Linked DNA regions of Homo sapiens: region 2 is linked to region 1. A link is an interaction called in ENCODE POLR2A ChIA-PET data of the cell type or tissue named here. Cell type or tissue: Panc1. All regions are shown on one strand. Links, peaks and the distances in the headings refer to the core of each region. The heading gives the core; the rest is flanking DNA.

What was found. Peaks named below come from ENCODE experiments on the same cell type or tissue, not always from the same donor. Only the 100,000 strongest peaks of a DNase experiment are listed, where the experiment ranks them.
Region 2: POLR2A ChIA-PET joins it to region 1 with 19 read pairs; 2 of 35 experiments call an interaction of 5 or more read pairs at or near these places.

What each region holds. Positions count from the first base shown.
Region 1 is chr16:4,190,875-4,201,299 of GRCh38, reverse strand. SRL (sarcalumenin) reads left to right here. Exons shown (of 6, transcript NM_001098814.2): 4 at 3,385-3,501; 5 at 5,514-5,747; 6 at 8,336-10,425. The coding sequence ends at 9,147. Among named protein-coding and RNA genes, the nearest start is that of SRL, 46 kb to the left of the region's middle. In Panc1, for the core only: no CTCF peak of the experiment used is centred there; no DNase peak of the experiment used is centred there.
Region 2 is chr16:3,955,475-3,965,899 of GRCh38, reverse strand. It overlaps ADCY9 (adenylate cyclase 9), which reads left to right. Exons shown (of 11, transcript NM_001116.4): 11 at 1-3,247. The coding sequence ends at 125. Among named protein-coding and RNA genes, the nearest start is that of TRIDDENT, 10 kb to the right of the region's middle. RefSeq lists an enhancer at 3,857-4,356. In Panc1, for the core only: no CTCF peak of the experiment used is centred there; a DNase peak (open chromatin) is centred at 5,009; H3K4me3 peaks cover 1,387 bases; H3K27ac peaks cover 3,522 bases.

The DNA of each region.
Region 1 (10,425 bases), core at 1,460-9,459:
ATCTCAAAAAAAGAAAAAAATAGCTGGACATGGTGGCATGCGCCTGTGGTCCCAGCTACTCGGGAGGCTGAGGCAGGAGGATCATTTGAGCCTGGGAGGCAGAGATTGCAGTAAACTGAGATTGCACCACTGCACTCCAGCCTGGGCGACAGAGTGAGACCCTGTCTCAAAAAAAAAAAAAAATTGGAACCCTGGAATTAAACATTTTGCTAGTTGTTGCCATATTGTCTCCCATGATACCAATTTGTACTCACAATAACAGTAGATGAGAGTCCTTGTTTCCCAACAGCAATGCAATTTAAAAATGTTACTCATCTTTAAAAAATTTAGCAGTGGTATCTTATTGTTTTTTGAATGAGATTAGAAATCTTTCCCTGTGTTAATTGGGCTGTTTCTATATGATCTCATTTGATGCTCTGGATGGCTGTAAGTGGCCAGGGTGTAATAGGGTTTGTATTCTTCCTGCTCTACAGAGGGGAGCCTGAGGCCCAGAGACGTGCTGGGTTACCCAGGATCACACAGCTGGAAGCAGGGAATACCCTGTTCCACAGCTACCTGTACTATTTTTTGTAGCCTAGCAGCCAATTATCGCCCCCCTTTGTAGTGGATGCACAGCTATTGGTATGAGCTTGCAGAGCCTCCCGAAGGGTTTTTCTTTCTCTCTTGGCCCTAAGACCCGGAGTCTTGGCCCTCCTAGGAAACTTGTGTGTACAGCAGCAGGGCCAGGAGCTCCAGAGTCCCCAGGGCATGGCGCTCTGCAGGGAGGTCCCGCTTCCTTGCCCCTGCACTCACCTTTTGGGCTTGGTTCTTAACTCCTAGTCTCTGGCCAGCTTCCTTGTAACCTCTCCCAGGCTCACCTCCCACCTCCTGTATAGGCCAGCGGTGCCCCCTGCTGTGAGGAGCCGAAACCACAGCACCAGGAAAGGGCCCTGTTTGTGGTTTGTCTCGGAGAACCGGAACATCTAGGGCTCTCCTTGGTGTCGCCTGGGCCGGTGTTAAGATACTGTGACATCTCTGTGGCTGTAACTGGGGATTCCTGCCACCCTCTCAGCCTCCTTATCCCTTCCTGGCCCCCAGCCAGGGCTTGACTTCCACAGAGATGTGAGTGTCTCCTGTGTATTCACAGACAGGGAGGGATGGGGCAGGGCCATGGTGTTGCTTTCAGGCAACGTACATGTGCCTGCCATGTATAAGACACCACCTGGTTAGGACTGAGCTTTAGCCTCGGAGAAGGAAGACCAGAGCATCCGAAGGCAAGATACAGAAGAGGAAGCATATGGCAACGCTCTCTGTAAAAAGATGGGGCCGGGTGTGGGGGCTCACGCCTGTAATCCCAGCACTTTGGGAAGCCGAGGCAGGTGGATCACTTGAGGTCAAGAGTTCGAGACCAGCCTGGGCAACATGGTAAAACCCCATCTCTACTAAAAATACAAAAATTAGCCAGGCGTGGTGGCACGCACCTGTAGTCCCAGCTGCTTGGGAGGCTGAGGCAGGAGAATGGCTTGAACCCAGGAGGCAGAGGCTGCAGTGAGCTGAGATTGTGCCACTGCACTCTAGCCTGGGGAACAGAGCAAGACTCTGTCTCAAAAAAAAAAAAAAAAAAAAAGGAAAAGAAAAGAAGATGGGGAGGGGCTGGGTGCCGGGCTCATGCCTGCAATAGAAGCACTTTGGGAGGCCAAGGTGGGTGGATCTCTTGAGCCCAGGAGTTGGAGACCAGCCTAGGCAACATGGCAAGACCCCATCTCTACTCTAAATACAAAAATGAGCTGGGCTTGGTGGTACATGCCTGTGGTCTCAGCTACTCAGGAGGCTGAGGTGGGAGGATCGCTTGAGCCTGGGAGGTTGAGGCTATATGAGCTATGATCACACCACTGCACTGTGGTTTGGGCGACAGAGTGAGACACTGTCTCAAAAAAAAAAAAAAAAAAAAAAAAAGATGGGGAATATGTTAGCTACAAATATTGCTTATATATGCATTAAAATGTCTAAAATAACATGTAAGAAGTCAGCAGTGGTTACCTATTCCAGGGGGTGTCAGGGCTGAGGCAGACTGGGATGGAGATGGGAGACTTTTCACTGTTTACCTTTTTATATTCCTGATCTTTGAACCAAGAAATTAAATAAATTAAAATCATGATAAATAAATGAAACAAAAGGGGAGTGCCTAGTGTTTTTAGGGTGGCCTGCTGGCCTCAGGGAGACGAGTCTGGAGAACTTCAGTGCTGAGTTATGCAGGACTGGCCCTCTGTGCTGTAGTCCAGAGAAGAGCTGGAAGAGCTGAGGCCTGAAAATCTGCAATAAGACTGACCACACCCCACGTTGAAAGCCTCTCCCCTTCCCTCCCTGTCCACTGGATTTGAAAGCACGAGAGCATTCTATTTTTCCTCTTAGGGACCCACCTGGAGTGGCCCTTGCAGGGTCATCTCCCCAACATGGCCTTCGGAAGGACATTGGATGCAGGACCCAAGAATTGCCAGTTCATTGTTTGGTTTTGGGCACTGGCAAATTTGTCATGGACTTTAGAGGCTAGTGTTTGAGAGTGGCCCTAGAAGAGGGTAAGTGCAATGGTTCATAGCTGTAATCCCAGCATTTTGGGGAGCCAAGTGAGAAGATTGCTTGAGCCCAGAAGTTTGAGACCAGCCTGAGCAACGTTGCAAGACCCCATCTCTACAAAAAAAAATTTTTAAATTTGCTGGGCATAGTGGTGCATGCCTGTAGTCCTAGCTACTACTTGGGAGGCTGAAGTGGGAGGATTGCTTGAGCCCAGTAATTGTAGTGGGGCACAATTGCACCACTGCATTTCAGCCTGGGCAACGGAGACCCTGATTCTAAACAAAAGAGGGCAGAAAGAGAGAGAGAGACACTGGCCTCAGAGTCCAGGATTAGGCTGTATTGGGAATTTGGGGAGCCCCAGGCTGGAGGAGAGGAGAGCTGCAGAGGCTGGAGACAGGAAGGGTCTGAGTCCAGACCACCCAAGATTATACAAGCTGCTCCACATCCATCCTCCATTCTCAACCCAGATTCTCTCCATGTGGAAGCTCCGTCCTCCTTTCTCTATGGGCTTTTCTCCTCCAGATTTAACCAGGAGACCTCACCCAGAGTGAGTTCGGAGTCAGGGTTTGTTGAATTCACTGAGATCCTTCTTGTGGTGGGGGCAGACGTGCCAAGGATCTGGGCAAGGCCCAAAAGTGACTTCTGTGTCTTTTTACTGGGTGATCACACTTACGTAGCAAGAGAAGCGCCACTGGGGGCTACACACGTCTGATTCATGGAGAATTCCACAACTCAGTTGGATGGACGGTGAGATGCTTTGGAGTACGGTGCCATACCCCTTGTGTGAACTTTTGTTAGTTTTATTCCATTTCTACTTCCTGTTGCCCACAGATGGAGAGATTACCTCCAAGCCCATGGTACTGTTCCTGGGACCGTGGAGTGTTGGTAAATCTACCATGATAAACTACCTCCTTGGGCTGGAAAATACTCGCTATCAGCTCTATACAGGTAATCAATATTCTTGTGTGATTGTTGGGATTTGAATGTTGTATGTAAAAGCACCATGAAAATTTAAATCACTGGCCGGACATTATGACTCATGCCTGTAATCCCAGCACATTGGGAGGCCAAGGCAGTGGATCACTTGAGGCCGTCAGTTTGAGACCAGCCTGGCCAACATGGCAAAAACCCATCTCTACTAAAAAAAAAATACAAAAATTAGCTAAGCATGGTGACACGTTCCTGTAATCCCAGCTACTCAGGAACTTGAGACATGAGAATTGCTTGAACCTAGAAGGCAGAGATTGTAGTGAGCTGAGATTGTGCCACTGCACTCCAGCCTGGGTGACAGAGCGAGACTCCGTCTCAAAAAAAAAAAAAAAAAAGGAAAGAAAAGTTATGCCACATGCACGTGTTAAAATACAAAATTTGAAAAAGGCTGTGCATGGTGGCTTTATGCCTGTAATCCCAGCACTTTGGGAGGCTGAGGCAGGAGGATGACCTGAGGTCAGGAGTTCGAGACCAGCCTGGCCAACATGGTGAAACCCCGTCTCTACTAAAAATACAAAAAATTAGCTGGGTGTGATGGCGGGTGCCTGTAGTCCCAGCTACTTGGGAGGCTGAGGCAGCGGAATTGCTTGAACCCAGGAGGCAGAGGTTGCAGTGAGCCAAAATCGCGCCACTGCACTCCAGCCTGGGCGACAGAGTGAGACTCTGTCTCACAAAAAAAAAAAAAAAAAAAAAAAAGAAAATTTGGAAAAAACAGAAAACAAAAAAAGACATCTGCACCAATGTCCATAGCAGCATTATTCACAATAGCCAAAACATGGAAACCAGTCAAATGTTCATCAATGGATGAAAGGATCAAGAAAATGTGGTCTGTTCATACATAAATTATTATTCAGCCTTAAAAAGGAATGAAATTCTGATATCTGCTACATGGATGAACCATGAAGACATTATGCTAAAAGAAAGAAGACAGACACAAGAGGACAAATACTGTCTGATTTCACTTATATGACAGTAGGCGGCTGGGCGCGGTGGCTCACGCCTGTAATCCCAGCACTTTGGGAGGCCGAGGTGGGTTGATCACAAGGTCAGGACTTCAAGACCAGCCTGGCCAAGATGGTGAAACCTTGTCTCTACTAAAAATACAAAAATTAGCTGGGCATGGTGCTGGGCACCTGTAATCCCAGCTACTTGGGAGGCTGAGGCAGGAGAATCGCTTGAACCCGGGGGCGGAGGTTGCAGTGAGCTGAGATCATGCCACTGCACTCCAGCCTGGGCGATAGAGTGAGACTCTGCTCCAAAAAGGAAAAAAAAAAAAAAAAAAAAAGAAGGCAAAATCAGAGAGAGAGACGCCAGAGTGCTTGTAACCAGGGACTGGGGGAAGAGGAAATGGGGAATGACTGTTTAATGGATACAGAGTTTTCAGTTGGGAAGATAAAAACATTCTGGACCTGGATGGTGGCGATGGTTGCACAACAGGGTGAATGTGCTTAATGCCACTGAACTGCATGCTTTAAAATGATTAAAATGGTAAATTTAGGCCAGGAGCAATGGCCCACACCTGTAATCCCAGCACTTCGGGAGGCCAAGGTGGGCAGATCATTAAGGTCAGAAGTTCGAGACCAGCCTGGCCAACACGGTGAAACTCTGTCTCTACTAAAAATACAAAAATTAGCCAGGCATGGTGGCGAGTGCCTGTAATCTCAGCTACTCGGGAGGCTGAGGTGGGAGAATCGCTTGAACCTGGGAGATGGAGGCTGCAGTGAGCTGAGATTGCACCACTGCTTTCCAGCCTGGGTGACAGAGCAAGACTCCATCTCAAAAAGAAAAAAAAGGTAAATTTTATGTTATGTATGTTTTACCACAATTAAAAGAAAGCCCCAATAGCTTGGCAAACATATCCAATTCTGTTGCAAAAGTCTCCCTGTGACACCAGGCATATACACATGCTTCTCAGTAGATCTGTTTCACAGAGATCATGTATTCCTTCACCTCTCACCCCGTGTGCCCAGGCGCTGAACCCACCACCTCTGAGTTCACGGTCCTCATGCATGGGCCTAAGCTGAAAACCATCGAGGGCATCGTCATGGCTGCTGACAGCGCCCGTTCCTTCTCACCCCTTGAGAAGTTTGGCCAGAATTTCCTAGAGAAGCTGATTGGCATTGAGGTTCCCCACAAACTTCTGGAGAGGGTCACTTTTGTGGATACACCAGGCATCATCGAGAACCGCAAGCAGCAAGAAAGAGGTAATTTAGCCCTCATTTCTGAACAGTGTAAGCTCTGTTTCAAAAAATTATTTTTGGCCAGGCATGATGGCTCATGCCTGTGATCCCAACTCTTTGGGAGACCAAGACAGGAGGATCCCTTGAGGCCGGAGGTTCAAGACCAGCCTGAGCAACATAGTGAAACCTCATCTCTACAAAAAAATTTAAACAATAGCCAGGCATGTTCGCATGTGCCTATGGTCCTAGCTACCCAGGAGGCTGAGGTGGGAAGATTGCTTGAGCTGAGGAAGTTGAGGCTGCAATGAGCCGTAATCGTGCCACTCTACTCCAGCCTGGGCAAGAGTGAGACCCTAACTTATATAAATAAATGAATAAATAAGGCTGGGCACAGTGGCTCACACCTGTAATCCCAGCACTCTGGGAGGCCAAGGCAGGTGGATCACTTAAGCCCAGGTGTTCTAGACCAGCTTGGACAACATGGCAAAACCCCGCCTCTACAAAAAATATAAAAATTAGGTTGGCATGGTGGCACATGACTGTAGTCCCAGCTACTCGGGAGGCTGAGTTGGGAGGATTGCTTGAGCCCAGGAGGTCAAGGCTGCAGTGAGCTGTGGTCATGCTACTGCACTCCAGCCTTAGTGACACAGCAAGACTCTGTCTCAGAAAAAAAAAAAGGAAGAAAAGAAAACTACTTTTGACAGTGGGTGGTAGGCAGGCAGGGAGAGGAAGTGTGCCCAGTGTTGCCTAAGACCAGGAGAGGCATTCTTAACTTCCACCCTTCTTGTCGTTACTGCGATGCCATCTGGGTTTTGGAGTGCCTGGTGCTCCTACCTCCCCAAGGACTGATTTGGTTTGGAGACGGCAATATTTTCCAAAGTGGGGGCCTAGTCCTCTCTGCAAGCAGCTCTGAGAGGTTCAAGCTGGGGCTCAGTTGTCTTTGGGAGGCCCTGTGTGTCCTGTGTAGCCAAGGGCCTGGACTAATTGGATCCCAGTACCAGTATGTTTGACTTCTGGCTAAATTGGGTTTGGTGCTCCTGGGCCTGCTGTAGGTTGAACCTGACCTTCAACTCCTCCTATTCCCGGTTTCTGCTTTTCCAGGGTTGCTTCCCCATAAGCCTTTAGCAGGCTTCTTCAAAGCCCTACTTGCCCTCAGGTAGCAGGGGAATGCTAATGTCTGACTTCACTTACATGAGAGTAGGCAAAATGAGAAAGACAGAAACCAGAGTGGTTTTAACCAGGGGCTGGGGGGAAGGGGAGATGGGCAGTTACTGTTAATGGGTACAGAATTTTCAATTTGGGAAGATGAATAAGTTCCAGAGAGGGATGGCCATGATGGTTGTGCAACAGTGTGAATGTATTTAATGAACAAGGCTGACAACCAGGCCACAAGACTAGAAGCCAGATCCACCAGGCATGTGGCTATGGAGTAGGCCACTGAGTCCTGCCATGAGGCAAGGCTGTCTGCAGTGAGTCCTGAACAGGGCAGTGCAGGAATGTGTGAGCAGACGGTGGATCTCAGTTTATGGTTACAACTCCAATTGTGGTTATAAATAGATCTTGTAGTAATGATATTAGCAGTAATATTAGAAGCAATTAATAATATTAGTAGTAATATTAGTAATAATATTATAGTATATTTAATTATATTATTATGGTATAATGACATTAGTAGTATTATTAGTAATGTTAATAATGTTAATAATTATAATAGTAAATTGTACCCCTACTACACGTTGGATAATTTTATACATTATTGTAAAAAAAAAAAGATTTCAATGTTTTTAAGACAGGTAGTCCTCATCTCCTCAGTTTTCTTATTTGCAAAGAAAACTAGGAAATAAGAAGCTAATGGAATTAAAATGTATTCTGCACCAGCTGTATGACTGGAATTTTAGGTGCTGTCCTATATTTACAGCAACATGGTAATCTTTATATCAGTTCAGATGTTGATATTGTTCTTCTTGTCATTTTGGAGCTAAAAAGGTAGAGCTTAGAGGCATTTAATATACAGCTCGCCAGGGGCAAAGCTCAAATTCTAGTCCAGGTCTCAATGCTAAGCCCACATTCCTTCCCCGTAAATAATGCATTCATTCTTTCATGTTCTTCTAATTCCTCATTTCTCTCCCTCAGCATCTTTGCCATTGCCCCAGATCCTTTTAGACAATAGGACAATCTCCATTTTGAACAGGTATTTAGCTTTCTTGGAAACTTGGATTTCACAGTAGATTAAAACAATGATCAGGTGGGGCATGGTGGCTCACGCCTATTACCCCAGCACTTTGGGAGGCTGAGGTGGGAGGATTCTTAAACCCGGGAGGTTGAGGCTGCAGTGAGCTATAATCATGCCACTGCACTCCAGCCTGGGTGACAGAGTGAGACCCTGTCTCAAAAAACAAACCAACAAGAAAAACAAGGATCAGGCTGTTCTTGGTTGAAGATTGGCAAGGGACAGGAGATATGCAATTGATTTTTTAATAGTCTGTAGAAACCCAGAAAATCCGTAGCGCTGTTCCTTCTTTCAACCCCCAGAATGGTTTAGTTCTGAAAGGAGGTGCGCGGGCTTTGAGGGAGGCCTACTCAGTTTGACTTCTCACTTCTGTCTCCCAAAGGCTACCCCTTCAACGACGTGTGCCAGTGGTTCATCGACAGAGCTGACCTCATCTTTGTCGTCTTTGACCCAACAAAGCTGGATGTGGGTCTAGAGCTGGAGATGCTCTTCCGCCAGTTGAAGGGGCGTGAATCCCAGATAAGGATCATCCTGAACAAGGCTGACAATCTGGCCACCCAAATGCTCATGCGGGTTTACGGGGCCCTCTTCTGGAGCTTGGCCCCTCTCATCAATGTCACAGAGCCCCCAAGGGTTTACGTCAGCTCCTTCTGGCCACAAGAGTATAAGCCGGACACCCATCAGGAACTGTTCCTCCAAGAAGAGATCTCCCTCCTAGAAGACCTGAATCAGGTGATCGAGAACAGACTGGAGAACAAGATTGCCTTCATCCGCCAGCACGCCATCCGGGTCCGCATCCACGCCCTCCTGGTTGACCGCTACCTGCAGACTTACAAGGACAAAATGACCTTCTTCAGTGATGGAGAACTGGTCTTTAAGGACATTGTGGAAGATCCCGATAAATTCTACATCTTCAAGACCATCCTGGCAAAGACCAATGTCAGCAAATTTGACCTTCCCAACCGCGAGGCCTATAAGGACTTCTTCGGCATCAATCCCATTTCCAGTTTCAAACTGCTCTCCCAGCAGTGCTCCTACATGGGAGGTTGCTTTCTGGAGAAGATTGAGCGGGCCATCACTCAGGAGCTTCCGGGCCTCCTGGGTAGCCTCGGGCTCGGGAAGAATCCAGGTGCTCTCAACTGTGACAAAACAGGGTGTAGCGAAACACCAAAAAATCGCTACAGGAAGCACTAGGTGGTGGAGCGGTCCTTGGGTTCCTGTTGGTGAATCAGCTTGTGTCCTAACTGTCTGAGAGGTCCTGGTTTATTAACCCTTTGAGCCACACTGGCAGGAATTATTACACAGTGGAGAGTTGGGAGTTCATTGAGGCCAGGGGTCGGGGCAGGTGTGTGGGTCTAGGGAGGAGAGTGGAAACTGTGAATTCCTGTGTGCTTGTCTTGTTGCTTCAATGAGGAGGCCTGATTGAGGCAAGTCAGCCTCCACCTGCTTTTCCTGGGTCCTGTCTTGGAAGGACAGAGAGCAGCTAAATTCTAGTGTATCTTAAATCAGTGAGGGTCAAATAAGCTAAAAGCAGCTGAAATTCCTTTGTTCCCTGTGAGCTGGGAAAACAGCGAAGGCCTGAGTCGTAGAGATTGTCAGGTCCATTTTGGCTTCTTTCCACACCCACAGTCTCGCGTTTGTTCCCCAGCCCTCGGCTGCCTCTTAACTTTGGGTTGACTTTCAACAGTGAATAGTCTCTTGGGTCTGAATATACCTGGGTTTGTTTTTGTGTTTTTGAGACGGAGTCTCGCTCTGTCGGCCAGGTTGGAGTGCAGTGGTGCAATCTCAGCTCACTGCAACCTCCCCCTCCTGGGTTCAAGCGATTCTCCTGCCTCAGCCTCCTGAGTAGCTGAGATTATAGGCCTACCACCATGCCCAGCCAATTTTTGTATTTTTAGTAGAAACGGGACTTCACCATGTTGCCCAGGCTGGCCTCGAACTCCTGACCTCAAGTGATCCACCCGCCTCGGCCTCCCAAAGTGCTGGGATTACAGGCATGAGCTGCCGCACCCGGCCTCCACCTGGGTTTTGAGCCAATCCCCCGGACTTGCTCCTGGTTTCCTCAAGGGGTGGGGCAGTGGTTTAGGACACTCGACAACTAAGAACAGGAGTTCCCAGGAAGGACAAGGATCTGCCTCCCCCACTGCCACTTCTCTGATGTGTTCCTCAAAGCTGGCTCGAGGGCTCGATCCCTTCATCGGACCCAGGAGGGGACTGGTTGGTGTATCCAGGTAATTTACTCTTGGAAGTGACTGTAGTGAAGGTCGTGGAAGGGCTCAGAGGGTTAATTGGTTTGCAGTGCGTCTTTGTCTATTGCATGTCTTGGAAAACTCAGATCCCAAAGGCGCTGGGTTTCAGAGAGGACAGTGGAGACCTTGCTCCTTTTCCTTAGGCCGCCAGTCTCTCAAATTTCAGAGGAGGCTGTTTCCACAACTCCCCTGTGGAAACACTTGGCAGCGGAGTTGCTCCTTT
Region 2 (10,425 bases), core at 1,539-9,538, 240 kb after region 1:
AGGAGCCCGTCAAAGCCGAAGAAAGGGGTCGATTTGGCAAAGCCATAGAGAAAGACGACTGTGACGAAACAGGAATAGAAGAAGCCAACGAACTCACCAAGCTCAACGTTTCAAAGAGTGTGTGAGGCGGCGCCCACCCGCTGCCCGAGGTGCTCTGTTTGTCGAAACACAGTAATATTTGTATTTGGCTGTTGTGCTTTCCAAGCGCCACAGTTGCCCTCCCCGGACGTGGTGTTATGTGGTCATTTCAGCCCTAACTTCTGTGTGGATCACAGTTATTCAGGGTTCATTTTCATCCATTCTTCCCTTTCGCTCCCTTCCCTGGAAACCCCGCTGCCTCTGGGTCATCCGTTCAGCACGTGGTGGAGAACAAGTGCCTTCAGGGCTGGCCTCGGCCTCGAGTCTCGGGACAGAGGCCGCCAGTGGAGATCATGGCTTTGGGTATTATTTGACTTTTAGAACAAAAGCTGTGGTTAAGATCTCATTTTTATTGCTTTTTCCCACGTCCCACGAGACACTATTTTCGGTTCTCTGGCTAATACCCTGTTTTTGAGTTTATTTTGTTTCTGTCTATGTCACAGTGTTCCTCTACGACCCGACCTCTCTATGTAAGCACACATGCGCACACACACTTGCATTCATGAATCTGATATAAAGTGCCAGTAATCCGCCAAGAGGGGGTGCGAAGGGGGCATGTCACGACAGCTCCGCCACCCCCCATTGCCCACCCGCACTTTCCCGAGCACCGCGCCCCGTGGGCTGTGGGTGAGCCGCGCTCCCTGCACTGAGCGGGTTTAGGGGCTCGCCCACATGCATGCAGGCCAAGACAGCAAATGCCAGCCGGGCACGACGCCCGTGTGCCCAGGCCTCGGGGGTCTCAGAGCCGCCTCTCACCCCCGACCCTCCACCCAGGGGTCTCCCCATCGGGAGTGGAGGTGTTGGTCCTGGAAGCTGACTCATCGGAGAGGGAAATACCAAATAAACATCCGAGGTTGCATTTATTTATTTATTTATTTACCCGGAAGCATGTGCGCTCCCGGGAGGGGTGCTGGGTCCTCAGGGTGGGGGGTCATAGCCACAGGGGAGGGCAGTTCCCAGGAAGGTAACCAGATGTCTCTTTTGTGTTTTGGCCACCTGGGGCCGCCCCCAACCTCCCCACCCCAAGAGGGGTCTGAGTGGGACCTCAAAGCATGGCCAGTGCAATTCTGAGGCTAGGGGAATAGGAGAAGCCCACCAGCTGCCCCTGCCACCCACGGGGGCTCCTCCCTGCCGGGGTCCAGCTCAGAACCACGGGGGTCTGTGCCGGCAGCACCGGTGCCATCTTGGCTTCCACAAATTCCAGAAGTTTCTTGGCTGCCTCCCGCTCTCAGATGGCACAGGGCCTATCAGTGGCAGGATTTAATCTGGGGAGCAAATTCCAGCTCTGAAATGGAGTTCTCACACCGTATCTAGGGACAGAGGCATCTGGATGCAAACGCGGGGTTTGTTAGGGGCGGAATCCCGAGGGTGGTGTGGGGGAGCTCCGTCCGGGCAGTTGGCTGCTGGTCCTGTCTGATTATGTTTTGCCATATTGAGTCTGAAGTTTGTGTGGAAGTGAGCTCGCCCGAGTTGTCCGGTCGGAGTTGTAGCCAGTCTTTCAGGGGACCCCGGGACGCTGATGAGGCCCAGGGTGCACTCCTTGTCAGTCTTGCCCGTTGTCCCTGTGCATTTTGCTTTCCGCTGTCAAATCTCACTGTCTCGTTTTCACACCGCATCAGTCCCCATCATCACTACTCCTCCCCAGAGACATACAGATTGCCCTCCCCGGCATGAAGAAGTCACAATTCTGACCCGCCACCTCTCCAGGGGCGGTGCCTGGGATGGCCACCCATCAGGACAGCCAGAGCCAGGGTCCCGGCGTCCTGAGAGTCCAGGGCACCTCCCCCCATTAGCTGTAAGGTTTCCTGTCAGGTGTGACTGTCAGTTTGCTGGTCTTCCAATACCGAAGAAAGGGTGGTTGTGACAATACCTCTTGCTTCTAAAGAATGTATTATAAAACACCGCAGATTTTTTTTTTTCCTTAAAAAACACTACCTGATGCTTTCCTTGTTCGTGGGGATTGTGGTCACATGAAGCTCTTTCTGCATCAGTATTAAGGTGTATATTTGAATGTCCTCCCCTCCCCTTTCCCCTCCAGGCTGTGTAGCTTTGAGGGGCTGGGCGTTTGCTCACGACCTTGCTGTCTCGCTCAGAACATGCTCCGCAAAGTTCTCCGCACACACTTCTTCCCCATCAAGCCCATTTCCTTCCCCAACCACAAAGGTGTTTGTGATTCCTCACCCCGGGAAACCAAGGAGCTGCAAAGTGGAGTCTGGTTCAGCCCCGTGCAGACTCACCCAGAGCTTAACGTTGTCTTTCAAACACCCTGAGCCTTCCTAAACAGCCAGTGCAGACGTTCTCTCTGGGCCACGAAGCCCCTCGGGTCCTCCCCGTCCCCTGCTCCGATGCATACCTCAGTGCAGAACCACAGAATCTCTGCAGCGGAAACGCCGTGCATCTCTTGTCTGTTGGCAGCGAGCACATCGTGCTGGAGACACGAGTTTCTAAGCAGCTGGCACGAGGGCTGCTGACGGCATGGGTCGTGCTTCAGGGTGGCAATACCTCTTAGGAACTTAGGGCAGGAAGCAATACTTCAGCATTGAATGTGTGTAAATAGTTGCTTTGAGTTGCAATTGCTATTTTCTTCTCAGTCCCAGCTCAGATCGAATTATATATCCATATATATATATATATATATATATATATATATATATATATATATATGGTAAACAAGCACACACAATTTTATCCAATGCAAACAAATGTAGAGCATCAGTTACAAAACCCTCGAATAGCTTGAGAGCCCCACAGGCTCTGCCACACCCGTGACTTCATCCACACTGACGTCACCCGCGGGGGCTCCCCCTGCACATTTGCACACGATCCGGAGAGCCGAAGGCCGCGTGCTTCCTGTCACATGGGCTGTAATCATTTGTAGTTTCCAAAGACACGTCTGCATTTGAATTTCTAGATTTTCGAGGTAAGGAGTTTTTTTTAATTGGTTGTTTGGAAAATCACATCATGCCTAGAATCTGAAATTGAATTAGCAAGAACCGACTGTTTGCATTTTCCATATATCCTTTTATCTGCTCTTTTTAAATTGTTAATTCTAATAATTTCAAAATGCATTCACTGAAGAAATGGACATTAAAATATTCTAAAATTTAAATATATGATGCCTGGTGTTTTCTTATTGAAAAGATGAGCACTGCTTCAGAGAGGAGGGCGGTCTTCCTTGGACAGCTCGTGTTTTCTGCGATCTGTGGCTCACCTGGGTGGGTTTGCCTTTCTTTCACGTCATGACTTCAGAAACAGGGCAAGTAGAAAACCCTGTTTGTGTTTATGTTATTTTTTTAATTGGATCTATTTGCTCCAGTTAACTTGAGTTGAAAAGTATTTATTTTTACACAGAATTTTTTAAACAATAAAAGTAAGGTTGCAGGACAAGTTTTGCTTGTGAGATTTTCCCTGTCAGGCCTCCTAAATAGTTTTCTGCAACATCCTTAGAGAAGGAATTGAGGGGGAAAAAGTAGGTTTTCTGAAAAGGAAAGAGTGATTGCAGGTACACAGATCACTGGGGTCCCAGGTGTTTTGAGGAAGTCACAAAGCCCCTTCAGAATCTGTTTAAAGTCATAGAGCCTCTTCCCAGAAAAACACACATGCCATTTTCTACACTTCTTGGGAGTTCACCACACTCCCGCATCTGAGGCCAAACTATGGATCTTCCAGGGGTTAGAGCCCCTTCCCCTGTAGGGGTTTTCCTGATGAGTTATTTTTTTTTTAATTTTTATTTATTTAGACAGAGTCTCACTCTGTCACCCAGGCTGGAGTGCCGTGGTGCGATCTCAGCTCACTGCAACCTCTGCCTCCTGGGTTCAATCAATTCTCGTGCCTCAGCCTCCCTAGCAGCTGGGATTACAGGCATATACCACCACACCCGGGTAATTTTCATATTTTTAGTAGAGACAGGGTTTCACCATGTTGGCCAGACTGGTCTCGAACTCCTGGCCTCAAGTGATCCGTGCGCCTCAGCCTCCCGAAGTGCTGGGATTACAGGCATGAGCCACTGTGCCCGGCCTGGTAAGTTAAGTATTTATGACCAACTTCAGGGCACAAAGATTCTTTTGTAGACTCCACAAAGGGAGCTGAATTCATGGCTTCTGGTGGTTGCTCATGGACTTGCGGGGGTGCAGCCTCCAGCTGATTCTCTGCTGGAGCCCGGGGCCAATGAGGTTGCTGTTTGATGAGGTCACTCTCCTCCCGAGTCGCCACTGCAGGCCTCCCTGGTCACCTTTCCAGCTTAGGGAATAACCCGTCCTTGCTGCCTTGAGGGTCTTGTAAGAATGGAGGTTTTGTTCGGTTTTTTTTTTTTTGGAGACAGGGTCTCATTTTGTCACCCAGGCTGGAGTGCAGTGACCATCAGGGCTCACTGCAGCCTTGACCTGCCCTGACTCAGGTGATCCTCCCACCTCAGCCTCCTGAGTAGCTGGGACTACAGGTGCGCAACACCATGCCCAGCTAATTTTTGTATTTTTTTGCAGAGACGGGGTCTTGCCATGTTGGCCAGGCTGTTCTCGAACTCCTGGGTTCAAGTGATCCGTCCTCCTCAGCCTCCCAAAGTGCTGGGATTACAGGCATGAGCCACCGCGCCCAGCCAGAACGTGGGTCTTTCTACTAGAAAGGGCACCCAGTGACTTAGAGGATTTCTCAAACAGCCAAGAAAGGCAGCCTCTAATTTTTGCAATCAGCCCCAGAACTGATCATTTGTGGTTTCTCTTTCATCTGAAATCTTGTTCACATGGTTGCTTTTCCCCCACTGTGGGAATCTATGGCTGTGGCCACCTGGAATAGATCCCGCGTACTGGGAAAGTGAAACTAACCGGAGAAAGCCAAGAGGAAGCGATTAAGAAAAAGTACACACTTGCACGCAATGGACATGTACATTTAAAATCTTCCCAAGTGTCTATTTTTATACAGTTCCTTTTTAAAAATTGTTTTTTTAAATATCATGACTCTAAAGAGTTGTTAATGAATATTAGAGTAATTTAAGCTTAGGGAATTCTCGTATCCCTGCTGGCCCTGAAAGTCTGAAGGAGATGTGAGTTAAGTAATCCGCGTGCCTGTTAGAGTCTCAGTCAACAGCGGGGATTCTTCATTGTTTTTTTTCCGGGGTGGGGACAGGTTTGGCTCGCAAAGGCTTTGATAGTTTGATGAAGGTTATGGTTACTTTGTCCAGAAAAAATGCACATAAAAACAACTTTTGATTTTTTGTTGTTGTTGTTTCGTTGCTTGGTTTTTTTGAGACAGAGTCTGGCTCTCTCGCCCAGGCTGGAGTGCAGTGGTGCGATCTCAGCTCACTGCAACCTCCGCCTCCCAGGTTCAAGTGATTCTTCTGCCTCAGTTACCTGAGTAGCTGGGATTACAGGTGCTCGTGCCACCATGCCTGGCTAACTTTTGTATTTTTAGTAGAGACAGAGTTTCACCACGTTGGCCAGGCTGGTCTCAAACTCCAGACCTCAGGTGATCCACTTGCCTCAGCCTCCCTAAGTGCTGGGATTACAGAAGTGAGCCACCGTGCCCGGCCAAATCTTTTGATTTTATATATAATTTCAGGAGTCCACGAATGCAAATAGAGTGCCCCTGATCCACGGTAACCAGAGGAGAGATGACTTTTCATTCCAACTCTCTGCAGATGAGGTTTCCTAGCGTTTCTGGACTCTCCGCTGGAAACCTGATTTGGCATGTTAATGCTACTCATTGTTACATGCGTTTTTATTTTATTTATTTATTTTTTTTGAGACAGAGTCTCACTCTGTTGCCCAGGCTAGAGTGCAGTGGCACGATCTCAGCTCACCACAACCTCCACCTCCTGGGTTCAAACAATTCTCCTGCCTCAGCCTCCTGAGTAGCTGGGATTACAGGCATGCGCCACCACGCCTAGCTAAATTTTGGATTTTTAATAGAGATAGGGTTTCACCATGTTGGCCAGGCTGGTCTCGAACTCCTGACTTCAGGTGATCCACCTGCCTTGGCCTCACAGAGTGCTAGGATTACAGCCATGAGCCACTGTGCCCAGCGTTGATACATGCATTTTTAATCAAAATTATATTTTAGAATTTAATGTGTGAGTTATCTAAATATATTTGAAGAGCTGCTTAAAAAACGTTTCAGTACACAAATATGTTAGTTGAATTATTTCCAACAGATAAGTAACATCCAGCCAGTATTTGTCAAGCGACTACTGTGTGCCATATAATGCCCTAAACTCCCTTTACTTAGGTTTTTTAATTTACCTAGGTTGTTAAATTTTCTGCAATACATGAGAGCATTTGAGAAACAGCTGTGATTAGAAGCTGTGCTTGTCCCAGTGGCTTTACCACTGTGAATTCCACTTATAAACTGAAGGGACTTTCCAGATATGAGGAATCAAGTACGGACATTTTTTTTTTTTTTTTTTTTGAGATAAGAGTCTCACTCTGTCATCCAAGCTGGAATGCAGTGGCTCAATCACAGCTCACTGCAACCTCAACCTCCCTGGCCTCAAGCCATCCTCCTGTCTCTGCCTCCTAAGTAGCAAGGACTACAAGTGCGTGCCACTACGCCCTGCTGGTTTTTGTATTTTTTGTGGAGATGGGGTTTCACCATGTTGCTCAGGCTGGTCTCAAATTCCTGGGCTCAAGTGATCCATCCACCTCAGCCTCCCAAAGTGCTGGGATTACAGATGTGAGCCACCGTGCCTGGCCAACATTTTTAAATAGGGCTGTTAACGTCAACCCTAACGCATGCAAGATGATTTTTTTGTCCATGGCTTTATGGAGAGTTCAACCTCTGAATAAAAAGCAACCGAGGCAGGGCATGGTGGCTCCCGCCTGTGGTCCCAGCACTTTGGGAGGCCGAGGCGGGAGGATCACCTGAGGTCAGGAGTCAAGACTAGCCTGGCCAACATGGTGAAACCCTGTCTCTACTAAAAATACAAAAATCAAATCAGCCAGGCGTAGTGGTGGGTGCCTGTGGTCTCAGCTACTTGGAGGCTAAGGCACGAGAATCGCTTGAACCCAGGAGGCAGAGGTTGCAGTGAGCCAGGATTGCACCACTGCACTCCAGCCTGGGCGACAGAGCAAGATTCTCTCAAAAAAAAAAAAAAAAAAGTAACCGACGAGAAAGATTCAGAGAAAACAACTGCACCACTTCTGTGTTGGTTCCTTGATGAAGGAGCTCATGGCAGCTGCTGCCCATAAGATCATCTTTTTTTGTTTTTCTTTTTTTTTTTTTTTTTTTTTGAGACGGAGTTTCACTCTTGTTGCCCAGGCTGGAAGTGCAATGGCGCGATCTCGGCTCACTGCAACCTCCACCTCCCAGGTTCAAGTGATTCTTCTGCCTCAGCCTCCCCAGTAGTTGGGATTACAGGTGCACACCACCACACCCGGCTAATTTTTTGTATTTTTAGTAGAGATGGAGTTTCACCATGGCTGGGCTGGTCTTGAACTCCTGATCTCAGGTGATCTGCCCGCCTCAGGCTACCAGAGTGCTGGGGTTACAGGCGTGAGCTACCGTGCCCGGCCCATCCATTTTATTTTTAAAATTCCTCCCTCGGCAGTGTTTGGGGTCCTGGCGGGAGGGTCCCAGAGCCAGGCAGAACAAACACTGGCTTGGGTTGGCTGGTGAGAGTCTTTCAGGGTAGTGTATCCTCCCGCAGAGCCCCCGCTGCTCTTTGAGGGAAGAGCCGATGGTTGGGGACCCAGACGTCTCTGCCAATCCCCCCCAGCCCTGGCACAGTGGAGGCAGCCCTAGCCCGGCCTCCAGCTGCCCTCCCGAGAGCTGCTGTTTCTGTGTCCTGTCTCCCTCTGACCTTCTTTATTTTCTCATCAAACAAAATCCGTGCCCTCTAGGATGAGAGGGAGATGAACGGGACCAGAAAAGTTTGTTTGGATTTGTGCGTGTGATCCTGGGATAACGCAAAACAGGATCGGGAAGGATGTGAAAGGGTTCAGGGAGAGAGGAGCGAAATGCCCGCGCCCCGCCCTGACACCCCGCTCTGCTCAGGACGCCCGGGGGCACAGACATGCTTGTGCCAAGACGCACCTGAACCGCCCCCTAGCCCTGCCCTCCCAGGACCCCCATCCCGTATTCTCCACGGCTTTCTAGCCTTCTCTATCTCCTCCAGAACTGGCCTGTGGGAACCCTCGGGTCTCAGCTCAGCCCAGCTCCAGCTTTGGTTCTGCGTCTCTAGGACATTTATTCTTCTCCAAGGACACACCTGCCTTCCTCAAGCCCCAGGATGCCACGGTTCTGCACTCCGCCTGTGGCCTCCACCCCCATTCCGCCATCACCCTCCCCCTCCCTGACTCTAGGACTGTAGATAAACCTTCAGCAACAAGATCACCAGGCACTGCTTTGACTTCAAGAGAATGACTTTTCCGCCAGTAAATTCTGTTTTCACATACGCAAATATGCCTCTACCTGGAAGATAGTCTGCTGTTATGCTATGCTTTTCTGCCAACGAGCTGAAAACCCCTGGAGCCTCCTCTGGCCTCAGGATGCCCCATTGAAGTGTTGGCAGAAGGCTTTTCTGTTTATCAGGTTAGAAAGCCCAGGTTCTAACTGGGCATCATTGGCCACAGTGTTTTTGCTGGTAACAGCCAGAAACAGAGCGCGGTATTACAGCCAAACGGTTTCTTTTCCTTCCTCCTCCTTTTCAAGGAAAGAACGAAGAACCCAGATGGAGGGGGAGGGTGTGAGTTTAATGTCAGGCTTAGACAGTAGTTCAGAAAGTGACCACGAGGAAAAATGTATTTTCCCCCTTCTCCCTCCGTCGCTCTTTTCATAAGATTCATTGCTTAAATTATGTGTGGAATATTTATTATCTAGTGTATGCTTAGAATGGAGAAATGTTTAATTGCTCAAATAAGCCTGATCTCTGAAAATCCTCAACTCGGTGTCTACAGAGTAACCAAATTATCCAAATGGTCATAGGGGAGAGGCAAGGTTTGCTGCACATTTGTGCCTCCATAGAAAAGACAGATTGCTGGCCGGGCACGGTGGCTCACGCCTGTAGTCTCAGCACTTTGGGAGGCCAAGGCGGGCGGATCACTTGAGGTCAGCAGTTCGAGTCCAGCCTGGCCAACATGGTGAAATCCAGCTTCTACTAGAAAAAAAAAAAAAAATTAGCCAGGTGTGGTGGCATGCACCTGTAATCCCAGCTACTTGGGAGGCTGAGGCAGGAGAATCGCTTGAACCTGGGAGACAGAGGTTTCAGTGAGCCAAGATCATGCCACTGCACTCCAGCCTGGGAGACAGAGGGAGACTCCATCCCCCCCCAAAAAAAAAAAAAAAGCTCATTGCGCTGGTGTCTTGTCCTTCCTGCTGTTTAACAGAAACAGAAGATGTTCCTTTAATGCAAAATCAGTTTTCCCTAACTTGTTGATTACACAATAAATTCTATCACAATTTTTTATTGTGTTAGGTAGTTTTTTAAAAGCCATTATTGTGTATTTCTAGTATTTCAGGCACTTAGAAGGAAAGAAAAGAAATATTACTTGCCCATTTAACTTGAATTATCATAGAATATAATTTGAGATTTTCGTGGCAATTGGAGCTCTCAGGTGAAAAAAAATATGACTTTGCCTGGGTGCAGTTGCTCATTCCTGTAATCCCAGCACTTTGTGGGGTTGAGACGGGAAGATCACTTGAGCCCAGAAGTTTGAGACCTGGGCAACATAGTGAGACCTCGTTTCTACAAATTTTTCTACAAAAAATCTTGTAGAAATTTTTTCTACGAAAAATTTTTCAAAATTAGCCAGGCACGGTGGTGTACACATATGATCCCAGCTACTTGGGAGGCTGCGTTGGGAGGATCGCTTGAGCGCAGGAGGTGAAGCTGCAGTGAGCTATGATCTCACTACTGCACTCCAGCCTAGGCAACAGAGCAAGACCCCAAAACATTTTTTTTAAGCTTTAAAAAAACCTAAATTTTGGCCAGGTGTGGTGGCTCACCCCTGTAATCCCAGCACTTTGGGAGGCTGAGGCAGGTGAATCACAGGGTCAGGAGTTTGAGACCAGCCTGGCCAATATGGTGAAACCCCATCTCTACTAAAAATACAAAAAAATTAGCTGGGCGTGGTGGCATGCGCCTATAATCCCAGTTACTCTGGAGGCTGAGACAGGAAAAGTGCTTGGAACCTCTGGGAGGCAGAGGTTGCAGTGAGCCCTGAGATCGCGCCACTGCACTCCAGCCTGGGCAACAGAGCAAGACTCCGTCTAAAACAAACAAACAAACAAACAAACCTAAATGAAGGACATCCGTAGACTTCTAAAGTCCTCATCCAACCTGATGCCTGGAGACTGGGT